2 separate regions of the Homo sapiens genome follow, and region 1 is linked to region 2. A link is an interaction called in ENCODE POLR2A ChIA-PET data of the cell type or tissue named here. Cell type or tissue: A673. All regions are shown on one strand. Links, peaks and the distances in the headings refer to the core of each region. The heading gives the core; the rest is flanking DNA.

Evidence for each region. ChIA-PET counts read pairs that join two places held together with the same protein. Peaks named below come from ENCODE experiments on the same cell type or tissue, not always from the same donor. Only the 100,000 strongest peaks of a DNase experiment are listed, where the experiment ranks them.
Region 1: POLR2A ChIA-PET joins it to region 2 with 7 read pairs; 19 of 35 experiments call an interaction of 5 or more read pairs at or near these places.

The regions. Positions count from the first base shown.
Region 1 is chr3:37,250,898-37,261,683 of GRCh38, reverse strand. It overlaps GOLGA4 (golgin A4), which reads right to left. Exons shown (of 24, transcript NM_002078.5): 2 at 10,200-10,289. Among named protein-coding and RNA genes, the nearest start is that of GOLGA4-AS1, 12 kb to the right of the region's middle. In A673, for the core only: a CTCF peak has its summit at 5,062; DNase peaks (open chromatin) are centred at 5,043 and 5,543; H3K4me3 peaks cover 341 bases; H3K27ac peaks cover 1,773 bases.
Region 2 is chr3:37,197,885-37,208,670 of GRCh38, reverse strand. It overlaps LOC105377642 (a long non-coding RNA gene), which reads right to left. Exons shown (of 3, transcript XR_007095869.1): 2 at 3,909-4,079; 3 at 1-2,843. Among named protein-coding and RNA genes, the nearest start is that of LRRFIP2, 29 kb to the right of the region's middle. In A673, for the core only: no CTCF peak of the experiment used is centred there; no DNase peak of the experiment used is centred there.

The sequences.
Region 1 (10,786 bases), core at 3,498-8,497, 52 kb before region 2:
GCTTGTAACACAAAATCTCCTCTGTATAGAACATTTCCAGTCCTTCTCAACCAGAGTTCAAAGAGAAAATTAAATCCAAATGCCTGTATACAATGAATTAATGTATCTACTGTGTATATATAGCATGGTACTAGTTTCATACCATACTTGGAAGAATTAAAAACTGCAGTTACTCAAATCATTTTCCATAGGGCTTAATTCTCTCACAAAACCCTAGTTGAAAATGGCTGCCTTTGTCCCAACCCCAAACCCTCTAGGACCAAGGATTCATTCCCTCTCAGCCCAAGGAGATGTTTACCTTGTTTGTGAACTCAGATACATGTCTCAATGTTTTTTAAGTTTTATCTACTACTTCCATGACTGAAACAGCAAGGGTGCCTCAAGGGTCAAATCACAGCATGATTTGACCGAAAGTCCTAAAGTCTTCCAGGTGAGGATTTAGCATGTTAGGCAGCATGCCACTGTGACTGATTATTTCCAACAACAACCAGCAGACTTTTTTCTTTTTTTTTTGAGATAGGGTCTTGCTCTGTCACCAAGGGTGGAGTGCGGTGGCGCAGTCATGGCTCACTGCAACCTCGACCTCCTGGGATCAAAAAATCTTCCTACTTAAGCCTCTTAAGTAGCTTGGGACCACAGGTGCACACCACCACACCTGGCTAATTTTTTTTTTTTTTTTGGTAGAGACAGGGTCTCACTATGTTGCCCACACTGGTCTCCAACTCCTGGGTTCAAGCATTCCTCCTGCTGCAGCCTCCCAAATTGCCGGGATTACAGGTGTGAGCCACCACATCCAGCCTAGCAGTCCTTTCCCATGTGAAAAAACTTCTTTGAAATTCCTTGAAAAACTATTATTATTTATTTCAGTGATTTTTAGATTCCTTTTCACTCATAGGCAACAAAGGCTTGATTATCATCTCTCATGTGTAATACTGGGGGAAGGGCCTAAAAAGTTTAGTGCCTTAGCAAAAAACTTTAGTGTCTTAGCAAGGGTGTAAATCCCTCTGCCTCAAAGACAGATGGCCCTGTTTCTTTTTTTTTTTTTGAGACGGAGTTTCACTCTTGTTGCCCAGGCTGGAGTGCAGTGGCATAATCTTGGCTCACTGGAACCTCTCTACCTCCCAGGTTCAAGCGATTCTCCCGCCTCAGCCTCCTGAGTAGCTGGGATTACAGGTGCCCGCCAACATACCTAGCTAAGTTTTTATATTTTTAGTAGAGACAGCGGGGGTGGGGTGGGTTTCACCATGTTGGCCAGGCTGGTCTCGAACTCCTGACCTCAAGTAATCCACCCTACTCGGCCTTCCTAGGTGCTGGGATTACAGGCATGAGCCACCACACCTGGCAGATGGCCCTGTTTCTATCTTCCCAGATACTGTTAAGTACAACTGTTAGTAGAACCCTTATGATTTTGGGTCAATTAAATTCATCCAACCTGTGGCCCAGGATGGCTTCGAATGAGGCCCAACACAAGTTCATAAACTTTCTTAAAACATTATGAGACTTTTTTGCTTTTTTTTTTTTTTTTTAGCTCATCAACTATTATTAGTGTTAGCGTATTTGATGTGTGGCCCAAGACAATTCTTCTTCTTTCAATGTGCCCAGGGAAGCCAAAAGATTAGACACCCCTGTAAAAAGTACCTGTGATAATATACTCTACAGAAGATCCAAGAATAAAATGGTTTACAGTAGCAGCAGGTGAAGAAATATCCAGTACAGAATGTGGTAAATCATGTTGATCAAATTCAAGACCACAACTCAAGGCTCTATTTTGTCTATATAGATAGTTTTACTACATAGAAAGCCTTTAAACAAAATGACAGCATAAAAGGACAAGGTATCTAACTTTCTCTAGTCTTAATCGCCAATGAAAAGACCAAGGGTATATAAGATGGGAAAAAACATGTATCAGCCCAGAAACCAGGAAAGAAGATGCAATTTAGATTCAAGGAGGTTTTGCGAAGTCCATGAACTCCTCAGCCCTAAGTAAAATAAGTAATCAAAGATCAGCTTTCCACTCCAATTATGAGAATACTCAGCATATGCAACAAGAAAGTGGAACCAAAGGTTTGTTCTTCAAAAGATCAACAAAATTGACAAACCATTAGCTAGACTGACAGAGGGGAAAAAAGAAGACTCATATCATGAAAATCAGGAATGAAAAAGAAGAAATTACCCGAGTGTGCAGAAAAGGATTACAAAGCTATACTATGTGTTAAAAGCAAAGGTTTTTGCCTCATTTGAGCATGGGCTGCTTAGTTAGCAGCCTGCAATTGACAGACTTGACTGCTGTGACTGCCTGAGACTCAGGAGCTGTTACAAAAACTACATTCCTAATTTAGGATTTCAGTTTGTTTATGTACAAGTTAGGCTACAGTTCCTTACAGAGGGACTCAAGATATACAGGTAGGCTCAGGCCAAATTTAGTTTAATTTATGCCAACAAATGAGATAAATGAAATGGACAAACTCCTAGAGATACACAAATTACCAAAACTAACTCAGGAAGAAGCAAAATCTGAACAGAGCTATAAAAAGTAGATACTGAATTAGTTATCAGAACACTTCCCTCAAAAAAAAGCCCAGGACACATGATTTCAATGGTAGATTCTACCAAACATTTAAAGAATTAATAGCAATTCTTCACAAACTCTTGAAAAAATACAAGAGAGGTGAACACTTCCCAACTCGTTTCATGGGGGCTGTATTACTGATACAAAAACCAGATTATCACAAAAAAAGAAAACTGCAGACCAGCATCTCTTATGAATATAGACACAAAAATCCTCAACAAAATACTAATGAATCAATCCGGTAATATATAAAAAAGATTATATACAAGAAACAAGTGACATTTATTGCAGGAATACATGGTTAATTTAACCTCTGAAAACCAATTAATACGATATTCAATATAATAAAGGATTTAGGAAGGAATGTTTCTCATGTATTACTTTGAAGATACTTCCCAGTAATCCCTAAAACGATGCCTTTAAGCCATATAAGCCTTGAAACATAAAATAAATCTCTAAAATGTGCTTAAGAATTCTCAACAACTGGGGCCAGGTGTGGTGGTTCATGCCTGTAATCCCAGCACTTTAGGAGTCCAAGGTGGGCAGATCACTTGAGGTCAGGCATTCCAGGCCAGCGTGGCCAACATGGTGAAACCTCATCTCTACTAAAAACACAAGTATTAGCTGGGTGTGGTGGCACATGCCTGTAATCCCAGCTATTCAGGAGGCTGAGGCAGGAGAATCACTTGAACCTGGGAGGTAGAGGTTGCAGTGAGCTGAGATCATGCCACTGCACTCCAGCCTGAGCAACAGAGCATATATATACAGAGCATATATATATACAGACAGCATATATATATGCTCTCTATATATATATATGCTCTATATATATCATATATATGCTCTATATATATGCTCTCTATATATGCTATATATCTCATACATATACAGAGCATATATATATGCTATATATATCATACATATACAGAGCATATATATGCTATATATATAGCATACATATACAGAACATATATATATACAGAGCATATATATATACACACATATATATATACAGAGCATATATATATACACACATATATATATACATATATACATACATATATATATGTATGTATATATACATATATACATACATATATATATGTATGTATATATACATATATACATACATATATATATGTATGTATATATACATATATACATACATATATATGTATGTATATATACATATATACATACATATATATATATATATATATGTATATATATGAAAACACACCTAATTCTGGAATTTAATTTAAAAACAATATGAAAGTTGTTTGTGGATAAGGCCCCAGGATAACAATGGACATGGTTACTATGGCCTCTAATAAATAAGGAAGTGTCTCAGGAAGACAGCAAACCAGAGAGAGCAGGATAGGAGGCAAAATGAAGCTATCAATCCTTCCTTCATAAATTCAATAGGCAAAGTGACACAGAGATAACATCCCTAGGACCCTAATCCACATAATAGTACATCTGTTCCCCTCCCCTCACACAAAGACCTAAAAAGAGGAAGGGGAGCAGCCCCTCCCCTCTTCCAAGCCTGTCCCTAATAACTTAGTTAGCACCTACTACGTGCAAGGTACCACACTAGAGATGTACATGCCTTCTTACTGGTAATCCCCAAAACTTCAAAAATTTCTCATTTTACAAATGAGAAAACCTGAGACTGAAAAGTTAACTTTAATAGATCTTTCAGTCAGCAAACAGCAAAGACAGGATGTAAACTTGGGCTGATCCAGGTAACACCAAAAACCATCCTTTCCTCACCAGTCTATTCCAGGTCTTATTCCAGGTACTAATACAGTACATAGATTTTTACTCCCTTAAAAAAAATCATTAGACTCAGTTATAAAAAGAAAGTAGATACATGCTACAACACAAATGAATCTTGAAAACATTAAGCTAAGTAAAAGTGGTCAGACACAAAAGGTAACATATCGAATGATTCCATTTATATGAAATATCCAGAAAAGGTAAATCCATTAAGACAGAAAGCAAATTAATGGTTGCTAGGGGTTGGAGGAAGGAGTGGGAATGACTGCTTAATCAGCATGGGGTTTCATTTTGGGGTGATGGAAATGTTATGGAACTAGATAGATGTGATGAATGTACAACACTGGGAATGTACTGAACGCTACTTAATTGTTTGCTTTAAATGGTTAATTTATGTTATATGAATTTAAACTCAATTAAAAAAAAAAAATCAGGGTCCCTTGAGCCCAGGAGTTGGAGGCCAGCCAGAGCAACATAGTGATACCCTATCGCTGAAAAAGTCCAGGTCCAATCTGGAGTGGGGCAGAGGATAGGAGGATGTTAGCTTCATTTGCCCTAGTTAATCCCTTACAGGATCCTACATCACATGTTGCTCTAAAGCAACCCAGAACTAGGGAAGCAAAAAAGATTAACCTCAAGCAACAACAAGGACAGGAAGCCCTACTCTGAGGATAGTGGGGCTATGCCTAGGATCACCAGGAGAGAGTGCTATGATCAAATAGACAGATCTGCCATTTGCGCAGGATAGGAGAGTACCCAGAGTAGACTTAATGTAGACTTCAGAGTCAATGCAAATTCAGTCTACTCTCCTCTGCCTTCAATGTTTATAATAATATAGATTTTTTTTATGTCCCTTTTTTTTTTTGAGATGGAGTTTTGCTTTTATTGCCCAGGCTGGAGTGCAATGGCACGACCTCGGCTCACTGCAACCTCCGCCTCCTGGGTTCAAGCGATTCTCCTGCCTTAGCCTCCTGAATAGCTGGGAGTATGGTATTGAATCAAAGACAAAGAGAACAGTGGAACGGAATATATAAAGCTCAGAAACAAAGCCACTCAAATATGGACATGAATATAAAGCATGAATGTAAAACGATACTCATTAAGACAGTGTGGTATCAAAGAGAACAATGGAACAGAATAGAGAACTCAGCCACTCAAATATGGACATATGGACCCAATTAATGAAAAAATGTAGAACAGTAGAGCAGTGTGAAAAAGATGAGACAACCGGATACACATACTGGAGGGGATGAAACTTGATCCCTACTTCACACCATATTGAAAAACCATTTCCTGGGCTCAAGGGATCCTCTTGCCTCAGCCTCCTGAGTAGCTGGGACTACAGGTGCACACCACTGTGACTGGCTTGGATTTATTTTAAGTGTTAAGTGTTTTTTTGTTTGTTTGTTTGTTTGTTTGGCCCTGTGCGGTGACTCATGCCTGTAATCCCAGCACTTTACGAGGCCAAGGTGGATGGATCACTTGAGCTCAGGAGGTTGAAGCTGCGTAGTGCTGAGATTGTGCCACTATGCTTCAACCTGGGCAACAGAGTGAGACCCTGTCTCAAAAAACAAAAAAAAAAAATGCTTTTTTTTAAAAGAAAATGTGGAAATTTAGCTCAAAACATAAATATTTGTCCACCGCAACAGTAGACACAGTAAAGTCTACGTATCTGGAATGCTTAGGTGGTAGAATGGTTTCATTAAGTTAATTTCCTGATTTCATTAAGTTAAAAAAAGGTTTTGCCTTTTTATCTATTGCTGAAAATACTAATATGTCTACTTTCCTGTGTTGGTAAATACTGTATATAAACCCAAATAAATCTGTCTTTGTTTGGAGTGCCTCAGGCTTCTTTATAAAAGGGACATATAAAGGTCAGGCGTGGTGACTCATGCCTGTAATCCCAGCACTTTGGGAGGCCGAGGCGGATGGATCACCTGAGGTCGGGAGTTCAAGACCAGCCTGGCCAACATGGTGAAACTCTGTCTCTACTAAAAATATAAAAAGTTAGCCAGGCATGGTGGTGGGTGCCTGTAATCCCAGTTACTCGGGAGGTTGAGGCAGGGAGAATTGCTTGAACCCGGGAGGTGGAGGTTGCAGTGAGCTGAGATCGCACCACTGCACTCCAGCCTGGGTGACAGAGTGAGACTTTGCCTCAAAAATAATAATAATAATAATAATGATGACAACAAAACAAACCTATAAGGATTTTGACTGGGATTGCACTGAGTCTAAAGATAAGTTTGGAAAAAGCCTTAATATTGCAAATCAAACTTTATCATTTTTTTAGTATTATAAATAGCTTTCTACAGTAAGCCTTGTGGATATACATTTAAAATGCTATTGTTCTATAGGACAGATTTCTAGAAATGGGATTTCTAGATAATAGGGTATAAGTTAATTTAAAATATATATAAGCTATATATATAATATATAAGCTAATTTATATAATGTATATTATATATAATAGCTAATAATAATATAATAAGCTAATATATATAATATATAAGCTAATTTAAAAATTGTAAAAATACGGCCCGGCACAGTGGCTCGCGCCCGTAATCCCAGCACTTTGGGAGGCCGAGGCAGGCAGATCGCGAAGTCAAGAGATTGAGACCATTCTCAGCAACATGGTGAAACTCCGTCTCAAGTAAAAACACAAAAAATTAGCTGGGCATGGTGGCGAATAGTCTCAACTACTAGGGAGGCTGAGGCAGGAGAGCCACTTGAACCCAGGAGGCGGAGGTTGCAGTGAGCCAAGACTGCACCCCTGAACTCCAGCCTGGCGACTTTAAAACAATTAAACAATTGTTTAATTAAAACAATTAATTTTTTAATTAATTAAAACAATCTTTAAAACAAAACAATTAAAAAAACAAAAAACAAACAAAAAAACCTTTATTTAGATGTTGACAGCAAAATAAACAAAAGGTACATAGTACAGTTTTTGCACTCAAAGTTCATGTCATATACACTATATCCTTGATGCATATACTGAAATGATCTGATAAAGTTGCATAAAAGTACAGAGTATATACAGTTTCCTGAGATCTTATTTTCTTAAGTATTATTTACATTATTGCATTTCTTTAACTTTACCATCTCAAATACAATATTGTTGAACTCAGTTTATACATATAACCTATTTGAATGAAAGCTGCAGTACTGAGTTGTAATGTTTTTGCAATCAGTATTAATGGCATCATTTCTATACTCAGTATATTGATTGACATTATAGTATATTAGTTTGCATACAATAAAGTGAAACACTGAAAATAGTGCAGAATTATGTTGATTGCTACCATTTTTTTTTTTTTTTTGAGACTGTGTCTCGCTCTGTCGCCCAGGCTAGAGTGCAGTGGCACGATCTCAGCTCACTACAACCTCCACCTCCTGAGTTCAATTGATTCTCCTGCCTCAGCCTCCCAAATAGCTGGGATTACAGGGACGTGTCACCACGTCTGGCTAATTTTTGTATTTTTTTAGGGTTTCACCATATTGATCAGGCTGGTCTCGAACTCCTGGCCTCAAGTGATCTGCCCACCTCGGCCTCCCAAAGTGCTGGGATTACAGGCGTGAGCCACCATGCCCGGCTGACTGCTACCATTGCTTTTTTAAAATACTTTTTAAAAATCTAGGATGCTTTAAAATAATTTAATTGAATATACCTTTACAAAATAATTATTTCTGAAAGATTTGGTTTTAGCACTCTTTTACAATCGACCAAGTCAGCTAAAGTTTATTTATTTCTTTCTAAATTTTAATATTAACAATCCTAGCTAAGAGATGGTTTCGGATAGAATGACAAAGCATTGTCATCACTTCATCTCCTTGCTTTTTAAGCTTTTTTGACAACTTTAACAGGTACTTTGACCACAGAGTGCAATCTAAACCTTACTTCAACTTATTTTATAATAAATAAAGGATTTTTCAATTATATAATTAAGTTTTTGGTTAAAAGGACATTAAATTAATTTTTTCATCATTTCCCTGTACCCTATGCGGTTTCTCATTTTGTTAAACTTCTAAGATAGAAGGTACTGTCAGGGATGGGAAATGGATGGGAACCAGGCTTTTTTTTTTTTTTGAAAGACAGGGTCTTACTGTGTCACCTAGGCTGGTGCAATCATGGTTCACTGCAGCTTCGACCTCCGAGGCTCAAGTAATGCCCCTGCCTTAGCCTCCTGAGTAGCTGGGACCACACAGGTGCATGCCACCATACCTAGCTAATTTTATTTTATTTTATTTTTGCAGAAACAGGGTCTCACTCTGTTGCCCAGGCTGGTCTCAAACTCCTGGACTCAAGCAATCCTCCTGCCTTGGCCTTCCAAAGCGCTGGGATTACAGGCATGAGCCACCATACTTGGCCTAAAACTAAGAACTTCTGTTCATCAAAGGACATCATTAAAATGAATGGCAAGCCACTGAGTGGAAGATAGCTGCAAGATATATATTCAACAAAAAACTCCTTAGTATTCTATATTTTTTAAAAAACTCCTACAAATCAGTTTTAAAAAAAGATAATCCAATAGAAAATGGGCAAGGGACTTAAGCACTCACAAAAGACATCAAATGGGCAATAAACAGATGTAAATGCTCAATCTCGTTAGTTATCAGAGAATGTAAATTAAAACCAAAATGAAAGACCACCACCAGAACAGCTGAAATGAAAAAGACTGTTTTCCAGCATATTTACACAGAGTAGAAAAATAAAGACTCTCAAAAATATAGGGCAAAAGCAACTTTCATAAGCTCCTGGTGAGAATTTAAATTTCTACAACCACTCTGGAAAACCATCAGCATTATCTTCTTATGTGTTAAAATGGAGCAGTGATTCTACTCCAAAGTACATACCAACAGAAATGCAGGTACATGTACACCAAAAAAAAGTACAATAATGTTGATGGCAACATAATTCATAGTAGCCAAAACCTGTAGACAACCCAAATGTTTAACTACAATGTTTACATTTAGAAAGCATATTTAAGAGGTAAAACTATTAAAAAAAAAAAAAAAAAGGAAGCAAGCAAATACCAAAAATTCAGGATGGTGGTAATCCTTCAGGGGGAAAGGGAGCACGACAGTGCTAACAGTGTTCCTTTGCTTGACCTGGGAGGATTCACTTCATGATAATTTGCTGACCCGTGCATTTATGTTTTACCTTCTTTTTGTATGTGTGTTACACTTCACAGAAAAAAAGTGGGAAATAATGAGTTTTAATGCCAGCTGCTGGTTACATGGAATAAGTTAAATAAGTTACTTCTCAGTTTCCACTCACCAGCTTGAAAAAATGATGCTATGTTGAACAAATTTATCAAATTATTCTGAAAACTTCAACTATTAAATCCAGAACATATTATCCTCTCAAATTAAGGTTCTCAACAACCATACTTTATAAAGCATAATTGGGAGAATCACTTGAGCCCAGGAGTTCAAGACCAGCCTGAGCAACATAGTGGGACCCCGTCTACGAAAAATTTAAACGTTAGCCAGGCAGGTGGCGTGCGCCTATAGTCCCAGCTACTCAGGAGGCTGAAGTTAGAGGATCACTTGAATCCAGAAGGTCAAGGCTGCAATGTGCAGTGATCGTGCCACCACACTCTAGCCTGGGTGACAGAACCAGACCCTGTCTCAAAAACATACATACATACATACAGACAGACAGACAGACATAAATCATAACTGCTATTTGTGAAAAAAAAAAAAAAAAGACCAATTGTGTTACTAATAAAAACTCTACCTAGGAATTAAATAGCTGACCTGTCAAAAGTTTCCCATTTTGTTATCAACAGCATACATTTTAGATTAGTTTCTTTTGAGAGGTATACTAGAAAAGGAATTCCAAACTTACCTCTCTATTGGGTGTACCTTCATCAAGTTGCTCTGTAAATGAAGATGTCCTGCTCCTCATTCTTGTTGGTGTTGAAGAATTGGAGGACGCCTAGATTTAAAAATTATTGCACAAATTAGCAAGACTATATTGACTAGTGAACTATGAACTAGGTAGTCCTTCTCTCAGTCCATGCCCAAAGAATTCAGTGAAAGAAAGGAAAAGAGCAAAAACACGAAAAGCAGAAAAGGATAACAAATATAATCAACTAGAAAACCCAGGCTACCTACTAGGTCCCTGGCCTAACTCTGCCACCAACTAGAACTATGATCTTAGCTACATGAACTTTTTGAGGACTATGTGTCTCCATATATAAAATAAAGTTGCGATACTAGTGTAAGATGATAATATTAGAGAAAACTGAAGCCAGGTGAGGGGTATATAAAAACTCTCTGCACTATCTTTAGAACTTTTCTATAAACCAAAATTATTCCAAAATTAGAAGTTCATTTAAAAAAAAAAGGCTGGCAATTCAATCTTTAAGATCCCTTCTACCTTCTAGCTCTAACATTCAATAGTATGAAATGCACAGATAAACAGCACTTGCC
Region 2 (10,786 bases), core at 2,786-7,785:
AAGAGGCAGACTAACGGCTTGTAACCTACCGTGGAAGAGGTTATGAAATGACAACAGAATAGAATGGGCATGTGAGGCTGGAAGGAGATATTTTCCTTGGTCCAAGAACAATTTGCCTTGTGCGGGAAGAGATTGATAGGTGGAAACTTCAGTAGGAGAGTAAATAGGAGTGACCAATTAGAAGGAGAAAAACTGGCCATGAGGGACAGAAGTTGGAACACTAGGTGCTTCTTTAGCTACCTTATCAGCATAAGCGTTGCCCTGAGCAATGGGATCTGATGTCTTTTAGTGGCCCTTGCAGTGTATGACTCCAGCTTTCTTGGGAAGTAAAGCGGCCTTGAGAAGAGTTTTTATTAAAGAGGCATTAATGATGGAGGACCCTTGCATAGTGAGGAAACCTCTTTCAGCCCATATAACAGCATGGTGGTGCAGGATATGGAAGGCATATTTACAGTCTGTATAAATATTGATGCATAATTCCTTTGCAAGAGTGAGTGTTCGAGTTAAGGCAATGAATTTGGCTTGCTGAGAGGTAGTGGAGGAGGGCAGAGTGGTAGCCTCAGTGATAGATATGGAAGATACTATAGCATAGCCTGCCTTTGCTGGTGAGTGGCGGTTAGGCCTGGTGGAACTGCCATCAATAAACCAAGTGTGATCAGGGTGAGGAACATGAAAGAAGGAAATACGGGGAAATGGAGTGAATGTCAGGTGGATCAGAGAGATACAGTCATGGGGGTGGGGGCCAGCCAAAAAGAGTAAGGTCAAGTTGTTTGGACAGAAAGGCTACAGGGTGCAGTCCCAGCTCTTGTGTAAGAATTTTGACTGCACAGCCCTGTACTTTGGCTGTGTGTAATGAAAAGGGTTGGGATGAGTTAGGGAGAGCTAGTGTGGGGGCAGCTTCTAGGGCTGTTTTTAAGGAACAGAAAGAGGAGTGGTGAAAGGATTTAGGATCTATGGGGTCAGCTAGGTTTGGTTTTGTGAGTTTATATAATGGTTTTATTAGGATGGCAAAACCAGGTATCTAAAGGTGAAAGTATCCAACCATGCCTAGGAAGGAAAGGAGTTGTTGTTTTGTAGAAGGGGTTGGGGTTTGGGAGATTAGCCAGACACAATCAGCAGGGAGAGCACGTGTGTTTTCATGAAGAACTATGTCGAGATAGGTAATGGATGAGGAAGAAATTTGGGCTTGACTGAAGTAATGGGGGCTGTCCGTGAAGCCTTGTGGCAGTACAGCCCAGGTAATTTGCTGAGCCTGATGGGTGTCAGGGTCAGTCCAAGTGAAAGCAAAGAGAGGCTGGGATGAAGGGTGCAAGGAATAGTAAAGAAAGCATGTTTGAGATCCAGAACAGAATAATGGGTTATGGAGGGGTTGTGGAGGGAGGTACTGAGGATAGGAGAGTATATGGCTTTGGCACCATGGGGTGGATAGGCAAGACAATTTGGTTGATAAACGCAGATCCTGAACTAACCTGTGAGACTTGTCCAGTTTTTGGACAGGTAAAATGGGGGAATTGTAAGGAGAGTTTATAGGCTTTAAAAGGCCATGCTGTAACAGGCAAGTGATAACAGGCTTTAATCCTTTTAAAGCGTGCTGTGGGATGGGATATTGGCACTGAGCAGGGTAAGGGTGATTAGATTTTAATAGGATGGTAAGGGGTGCATCATCCATCGCCAAGGAGGGAGTAGAGGTGTCCTACACTTGTGGATTAAGGTGGGGAGATACAAGGAGAGGATGTGCAGGAGGCATTGAACTGGGGCAAAAGGCAGTAGTGAGGTGTGGCTTTAACCCAGGAATAGTCAGGGAAGCAGATAATTTAGTTACAATGTTTTGAACTAATAAGCGAGCTGGGCAGGTGGGATAACTAAAAAGGAGTTCATTAAAGAATGTTGTCCAAGTTGGCACCAGAGTTGGGGAGTTTTAAGAGGTTTAGAAGCCTGGCTGTCAATACTCACAACAGTTATGGAGGCAAGGGAAACAGGCCCTTGAAAAGAAGGTGCTTGCCCCCGCAGGAAAGTGGAAATGGGGTGGGAGGTGCTTGCCCCCCAGGAAAGTGGAAAAGGGGTGGGAGGTGCTTGCCCCCCAGGAAAGTGGAAAAGGGGCAGAGACATGGAGAGAAGGGGTGGGGGGTACTTGCCCCCCTAGGAAAATGGAAAAGGGGCAGAGACACGGAGAGAAGGGGTGGGAGGTTCTTGCCCCCCAGGAAAGTGGAAAAGGGGCAGAGACACAGAGAGAAGGGGTGGGGGGTGCTTGCCCCCCAGGAAAGTGGAGAGAAAAGAGAGGGTAGAGACACGGAGAGAAGGGGTGACATGAGCAGCCCTGGGCTGCAATGTGGGTGAGCAGCCAAAGCAATTGTCCCTACAATTAACTTGCCACCAAGGGAATGTGGGTGAATGACCAAGTTAGGCATCCCCACGGAGATCAGACACCAACGGAATGTGGGTGAATAATCAGGCAGGCATCCCCACAATGATTAAACACCAAGGGAAGGCTGTGTTCCTGAGTCTGTGACCTGTGCCGGAGTTTTGGGTCCACAGATAAAATGTGTCTCCTTTGTCTCTACCAGAAAATGAAAGGAATTGAAATTAAGAGAAGGGAGAGACTGAAGGGTGGTGCCAAGATTGAAAGGAAAAGAGGTTGAGGGATAGTGAGAGAGGTTGGAGAAGAGAGTAGAAAGAGGCCGCTTACCCGATTTAAAATAGGTGAGATGTTCCTTAGGCTGGTTGGTCTGAGGACCCAAGGTCGTAGGTGGATCTCTTCACAGAGTGAGGGTGAGGATGGGGGACTGGTCTCCCAAAGGAGTCCCGCTGACCCAGGTCTTCGGCACCAAATGTCTCATGCGTCCCTATGAAGAGACCACCAAACAGGCTTTGTGTGAGCAACAAGGCTGTTTATTTTACCTGGGTGTAGGCGGGCTGAGTCCAAAAAAGGAGTCAGCAAAGGGTGGTGGGATTAGCATTAGTGCTTTTTTTTTTTTTTTTTTTTGGGACAGAGTCTTGCTCTGTCACCCAGGCTGGAGTGCAGTGGCACAATCTCGGCTCACTGCAAGCTCTGCCTCCCAGGTTCTCCTGCCATTCTCCTGCCTCAGCCTCCAGAGTAGCTGGGACTACAGGCGCCTGCCACCACACCTGGCTAATTTTTTGTATTTTTTTAGTGGAGATGGGTTTTTACCCTGTTAGCCAGGATGGTCTCGATCTCCTGACCTCACGATCCACCCGCCTCGGGGCCTCCCAAAGTGCTGAGATTAGAGGTGTGAACCACCGCACCCGGCCGGGATTATCATTAGTTCTTATAGGTTTGGGATAGGCATACAAAGTACCTTCTTAAGGGCAGGGGGAAAATATTACAAAGTACCTTCTTAAGGGTGTGGGAGAATATTACAAAGTACCTTCTTAAAGGTGGGGGAGAATATATCTTTTCAGTTAGCTCCAGCTGGAGTAAGCACTAGATGTTCCAGCTGTAGATGCACTAGATGCTCCAGCTGGAGTAAGCACTAGATGTTCATGGAGCACAGAGCAGGGGAAGACTTGAAAGGGGGTGTCTCATCTCAGCCAAGACCTGAAGGATTGACAGGAAGTTTCCAGGCAAAGGAAGAACTACAGAAAGGCTCAGTGTTAAGAACAAGCACCCCATGTTTGGGGAGCTGCAAATGCTTCAGGTAGAGATGCGCTTGGTATGAGACAAGCAAGGTCAGCTCAGAAAGGCTTGACAAGTCCTGATAATTGCTTCGGGCTATTCCTGAGGGTAGTAGGAAGTTTTTCAAGGATTTTAAAGGACTTGATATGCTTTGTGGAACACTCACTGCAGTTGTAGTCTTGGAAGGGGGCTAAATAGACCCACTCCCTCCTTTGAGAGACTTTCGTCATTTTGGCTTCCAGGAAAACATACACTACAGTTTTTGTCCTACTACCTGTGTTCATTCCTTTGCTGGCCTCTTGTCTTCTCCCCGATTGTTCATGATGGTGGGTCCCAGGGCTTCCACTTTTTTTTCCTCCAATCTACTTCCAATACGGCAGCCAGATTTAAAACATGAGGCAGGTCAGTCCTTTCTCTGCTCAGGACTCTCCAATGGCTTGCTGTTCTACTCAGAGTAAAAGTCAAAGTTCTTACAGTGGTCCCCGAGTCCCTACATGATTGGTCTCACTTTTCTCTCCACCACCAGCTCACTCTGCTGCAGCCACCCTGTCCTGCTTACTGTCTTCTGTACACACCAGGAATGCTTCCACCTCAGGGCCTTTGTGCTGGCTCATCTGTCTGCCCAGAATCCTCTTTGCCCAGATATCCTGTGGTTCCATCCCTGATCTTCAAGTCTCTGTTCAAATGTCGCCTTCTCAATGAGACTTTTCCTGACTGCCCCATTTAAAATTGCAACATTTCCTTCTAGCCTGACACTTCTGATACCCATTTCCCATTCCCTTTTCTTTCTTTCTTTGTAGCCCTTATAACCTTTTAACATCTTATATAATCTCTGTATTTGTTATTTTTATAGCTTATTGACTCTTACTCCCACTAGGTTGTAAATTCCACAGAGATGGAGCTCTTGGTGTCTTGTTCACTGATACGATCCAAATATCTCTTAGGATGTTTCCAGCTACATCCTGAGGCTTTCCCCAAGGATTCCCCTCTACCTGGAGGGGACTGTTCCCAAGTCCCTGAGCCCAGAAGATCCCTCAGAGACCATATAACCTGGAGATCATAAAGTTGCCTAAGACATAGCTGATTATGAAGGAGAGAACCCTGGAATTTAAGCAGATAAGGTGGATGTGGAGTTGACTGAACATTTCCCAGCTTTGTGATCTTGGGCAAGTCACCCCACCTCACTGAGATTCAATTTCTTTGCCTGTGAAATGAGGTTAATATTTGTCCCTCCTACCTTGCAGTGTGTGGTGGAAGTGTGGCCTTTTAGTTTAAATCCCTATGCTTTAGCAGGGCTCGATGGCTCACACCTGTAATCCCAGCGCTTTCAGAGGCCCAGGTGGGTGGATCACCTGAGGTCAGGAGTTTGAGACCAGCCTGGTCAACATGGTGAAACCCTTTTTCTACTAAAATTACAAAAATTAGCCAGGTGTTGTGGTGGGTGCCTGTAATCCCAGCTACTCGGGAGGCTGAGTCAGGAGAATCGCTTGAACCCAGGAGGCAGAGGTTGCAGTGAGCCAAGATCCAGCCACTGCACTCCAGTCTGGGTAACAGAGCAAGACTCCATCCCCAATAAATAAATAAATAAATAAATAAATAAATAAATAAATAAATCCCTATGCTTCAATATCCTAAGGAAAAGACCCACCTGCAGTTTATGATAACACAATGGCTATGTCTATATTTGTGCCAATTGGCCTTGAAGATAAAATGTCAGCTGTGGGGGAGGATATATTTGTGTTTAAAATTCAGAGATCCTGAGAGCATCAGGATGAGGTGGAGAAAGCGTGAGATTATGGTATTACAGACAGAATGGGCAATATTCACAAGGTGGAGGAGGAACGTTCATGCCATGGTCAGGGGCTACTGATAGGGGAAACCCAGGCATTGAGAGGATTAACCACTTTCCAGAAGTCCTAATAGACCCTTGGTGGACTCTAGGATTTTCAAGTCCCAGGCCAGCACTTTCCCCATCACTGTCTTCTCGAAGAGTGATAAATGAAGTTGTTTTCATAATACAGTGACATTTTCAGGTCCATTTCCTCAGACTCACTGGGTACTTCATGGACCATCACACTCCTGTTTGAGCATCTGGGCTGCATCTGCATCCAGTTTCCAAGGGTCTTGTCAGAACAGGAGGTAAACCCAGGTTATTGTCCCAATTTTGCCAGTCACTTGGGTCCCTGACTATTCCACAGCTCTGAGTCATAGATCACCATTTCTCTTTTAACCTAGTGGTAGAAGTTTATGCCTGTTGGATCATTGCTTTTATATCTTGTTAGCTTTGTCTAGGATTTATTAGTCTGTAATTTCAGATTGGGCCCCAGGGGTATTTCTGAATATAACTGTGTGTTTTGTGTGTGGGTGGGTATGCATGCAGGGATAATCTATGGCTTTAAATCTGAAGTTTAACTGGAAATAATAATAATTACTAATTAACAATGTGGATTTATATAAAATGTTATTGATGAAAATAATAGCAGCAGCCATCATTTATTGAGTGCTTATTATGTGCCAGCCACCATATTAATTTGAGGTAGGGACCATTTAAGGGTAAGAAAATCAACCACACAACATCAGTGATGGAGCTAGGATTCAAACCCAGGCTGACCAAAGAGTTCACTCTATTCTTTGCAATTACTGCATCCTCAAACAATCCCCTCCTCCACGGCTCTTGTTTTTCTTCAGTAATGGTTCCCAACTCTTTGCTGCCTGGACACACTAGACAGATGATATTTGGCCAGCATAACCCACTTCTGAGGCCCAGCTCCAATTTTTAGTGCATCCTGCCAACTTGTCTGTTGGCTGGCTCTACCTCCATCTGCAGCTCTCACGACTACGGCCCAGCAGTGTATCCAACAACATTGTGTGAACCTCTGCTCTAGGAGAAAGGCCATACCCTCCAGTCCACTCTGGCTCCACTCCACATCCCCCTCCTAACTTCTCATACCTCCCCCTTTGGAATCTCCCCTTGAGTTAGGCCAAGCAGAGTTCTGGAGAGGCCTTACAGATGATGTTCTCCTGGACTGGGATAAGTTCTGCATCCTTTTCAGCTACTCATGCCAGTTCACGTTCCTACATTTTCCAGGAACCCTTGTTGTACCAAGCAGGGTTCTCAGGTTGCCAATCACAGAAGCAGACCCTTAAAAGACCTTATTGGAATGATATGGGAAAGCTCACAGAATTTACAGAATCTGAGCCGGCAGGCCCCAGGAAGAGCAGTTAGGGGACCTGAGGTGTCCAAGTAGCAGGAGTTAATGGGAGGTCCCTTCAGAGAGCTTCCATCCGGGATAGATTTTCCACCCTTATGTTCCTGTACTCAAGATTCAAATCCCGGCCGGGTGGGGTGGCTCACGCTTGTAATCCCAGCACTTTGGGAGGCCGAGGCAGGAGGATCACGTGAGGTCAGGAGTTTGAAACCAGCCTGGCCAACATGGTAAAACTCAGTCTCTACTAAAAATACAAAAATTAGCCAGGGTCGGGGCGCGCGCCTGTAGTCCCAGCTACTCCGGAGGCTGAGGCAGGAGAATCACGAACCCGGGAGGCGGAGGTTGCAGTGAGCCAAGATCATGCCGCTGCACTCCAGCCCGGACGATGACAGAGCGAGACACCGTCTCAAAAAAAAAAAAAAAAAAAAAGATTCAAATCCTTGGAAGAGAGAGTGTGAATGGCCTAGTTTGGGTCTCTGGGCCACACATACCCATCGACCACAGCACTTTAATTCATAGTCCCGGCCAGGCACGGTGGCTCACGCCTGTAATCCCAGCACTTTGGGAGGCCGAGACGGGTGGATCACAAGGTCAGGAGATCGAGACCATCCTGGCTAACACGGTGAAACCCCGTCTGCACTAAAAATACAAAAAATTAGCCGGGCGTGGTGGCCGGCGCCTGTAGTCCCAGGTACTCTGGAGGCTGAGGCAGGAGAATGGCGTGAACCCGGGAGGCGGAGCTTGCAGTGAGCCGAGATCGCGCACTGCACTCCAGCCTGGAAGACAGCGAGACTCGGTCTCAAAAAAAAAAAAAAAAAAAAAAAAAATGCATAGTTCCGCCAAGTCCACCCACATGCAACTAGTTGGGGACAGTTTCTTAAAGGATAATTACAGTGCTGCAACAAGGCTGGGCGCAGTGGTTCAAACCTGTAATCCCAGCACTTTGGGAGGCCAAGGAGGGCAGATTACTTGATGTCAGGAGTTTGAGACCAGCCTGGCCAATATGGTAAAACCCCGTCTCTACTAAAAATACAAAAATTAGCCAGGAATGGTGGTGCACACCTGTAATCCCAGCTACTTGGGAGGCTGGGACACGAGAATCGCTTGAACCCAGGAGGTGGAGGTTGCAGTCAGCCAAGATCGTGCCACCACACTCCAGCCTGGGTAACAGAGTGAGACCTTCCCTCAAAAAAAAAAAAAAAAAAAAAAGTGCTGCTACCAGAAGAGGGGAGAAGGGATGCTGAGCAGGCTGGACACTAAGGCCACAGCCTTCTCTCCCTTCTCTCAAGCCTTAGATTCACACTGCTATTTTCCCTATTGATGGCCTCTCACTGACCTGCCTCACCTAGGGTTGTTATTTAAACGTGTGCTGCGAAATGCCTGTCATAGCCATCATTGTGCTTGCTTCAGAGCACATATGTTACCTTCCCCCAAAGTTGAGAAACTCCTGGGAGGCAAGAGCTGAGGCTCCTAAGTCCACAGGTTTGCTCGGAGCCAAACTATGGGCCAATTAACAGGTTTTAGGGACTGGCTGAGTGACCAGCTGCATGTTTGTATGTTGGGTGGAAGAGCGGGATACCAAGACAGTGAGGTAAGTGGGAAGCTTTCCCTGGAGAACTTTTTAACCCCCAGAATACACCTATTTTCCAGTGAAAGCAACTAAGTCAAGAGGTTCTGGGAGAATTAGTTAAAAGAATTGCAGCTCAAGACTGGCTCCATTAGGCCAGGTTCTTCTAGACTTCCACCATGGTCATATACACTTCTGAAAACTGTCACTGCCATTAAATCTCCCGTTACGATTCTTTTTTCCCTCTTAGTTTCTTATTAAGAGCCTTTATGGGGGCTGTGTGCCGTGGCTCACACCTGTAATCCCAGTGCTTTGGGAGGCCAAGGTGGGAGGAATACTTGAGGCTAGGAGTTTGAGACCAGCCTGGGCAACATAGTGAGACTCCATTTATATATATTATATATATATATACATATATACACATATATATGTATATATATATATAAATTTTTTTTTAATTTAGCAGCACAAGGATTGCTTGAGCCCGGGAGTTTGAGGCTGCAGTAAGCTATGATCATGCCACTGCACTCCAGCCTGGGCAAAAGAGTGAGACCCTGTCTCTAAAAACAAACAACAAAAACAAACAGAAAAAAAAGAAGGCTCTTATAAAAAAACATTGGCTTTCCCTCTGCTAACCTGCAGTTTGGGAAAGAGCCTGGATAAAGATTGAGGACATGTGGCAACTGGGACCCACTCTGCCCTTAACTGCTTAGCTGCTCATTCAGTCAACAAATAAACACTGAGAACCTACTATGTGTCAGGCATTGTTCAAGACACTGCTAGGGATACAGTGGTGAACCAAAGATACCAAATCTTCTTAATTTCTTTTCTTTCTCGGAGATAGGAGGCCTTTATCAGCTCTCATGGCTTTTTCAGAGCTATCATTCCAGAATTATATGAATGAAGGAAAAACAATTTTCTCTCTCTCATTCAAGGCAAAGGGGTATTCAAGGTGCCTCAGGAGGTAAAGCAAGTGGTGACATTTTCTTGGAAATAGTTCAGAATCTGGATGGATGGAGAGAGAGAGATTACATAATGAAAAGCCCACAAATGTTGGTTCATTGCTGGCACACAGTGAACACAGTGAACTCTTACTAAGTATCTGTTTGGTGGATGAATCATGTGGGAAAAAGAAGGGGACTTAATGGGTGGCTGCAGGGAGAATTTCCTCACTGTGACTCGAGACCCTCACATGTGCCTCTTTGCCTCTATCCTGTCTTGGGAGTACTGCTCCTTCCGTAACTCCCCCATCTCCTCAGGCATTTGGACCCCAGCGTTCCGGGCCTGAGAGTCCAGAATTTCCACTCTCTGTGATACAAAGAAGAGGCCCTGGCTCATTATTGACTATAACCCTAGGGTTTTTCCTCTTAAGAGGGAAACCTTCCCTCTCTTAATCTTCCGGGTCTTCCTAAGAGGAAAGAATGTTTGCTTCCTAGGCACCTAATATAAACTCCCTTAATGGGTTTAAGCCTGGGGTCACAGAATCAAGTGCACACAGAAAGAGGCCAGGCAGGTAATGTCAATTGTGACAGACAATAAGGAATGCTGGGGACTGTGGTGACCTGGAGAGCTGAGCCTCATGTGAACAGCATCATACTTTAAAAAAGTACTGTGTGGGCCAAAACAGTGGCACTCATGTGTGGGTGTTCGAAGATCAGTGAACTATCAGTTTATGGCATCTATTATTAGAAACAAGCCAGAAAAACTTGTCAACTTTTCATTCTTCTCTCTGCGGCATGTCTCCCTGAGACCACATGGCTGCTTGAATGGAGGGAAAGAAGAGGAGGACATGCCAATCGGAGAATGTAGGTTAATATCTTCAATAGTATTCTACCATACCCACATTTGGCTTGGATAGAACGTTTTCTTGGGCTAAACTCCATAAAATTCCTATAGAGGCACAATTACTGACTCAAACAAAAGCTGCCTTTGACTATTGAGAGAGGAGTGTCTAGGTCAGAAGGATCAATTTTCTGATGAATCAGTGAGCAATTCTGAGTGGAACTAATCAGGCTTGTGTTGTGTCACCCTTTATTTATAACCCATGGTTCAGTGATCTGAAATCTGACCACTCCTCCTCTGACTTCCCCCGACCTCCTTCTACTTTCCTAACATGTGTGCAAATGTACCACATGTATACACACACAGAGAAATACAAAGATGAAGAAAAGCATTTTTCAGAAACAAGAAGGCTCAGAGAGATGTTAGAGCCTTCCTGACAGTACTGGAAACAACAAAAGATGCAAGGGTGTGACGGCCAGTGGAAGTAATTTAACTCCTGTGCCTCCAGGGAATCACAAGGTCTCAGGAAAACAGCCATGAGTAACAAATTAGCTCCCCAGCAAGGCAAATTCCTGGAGGATTAAAGACAGGGAG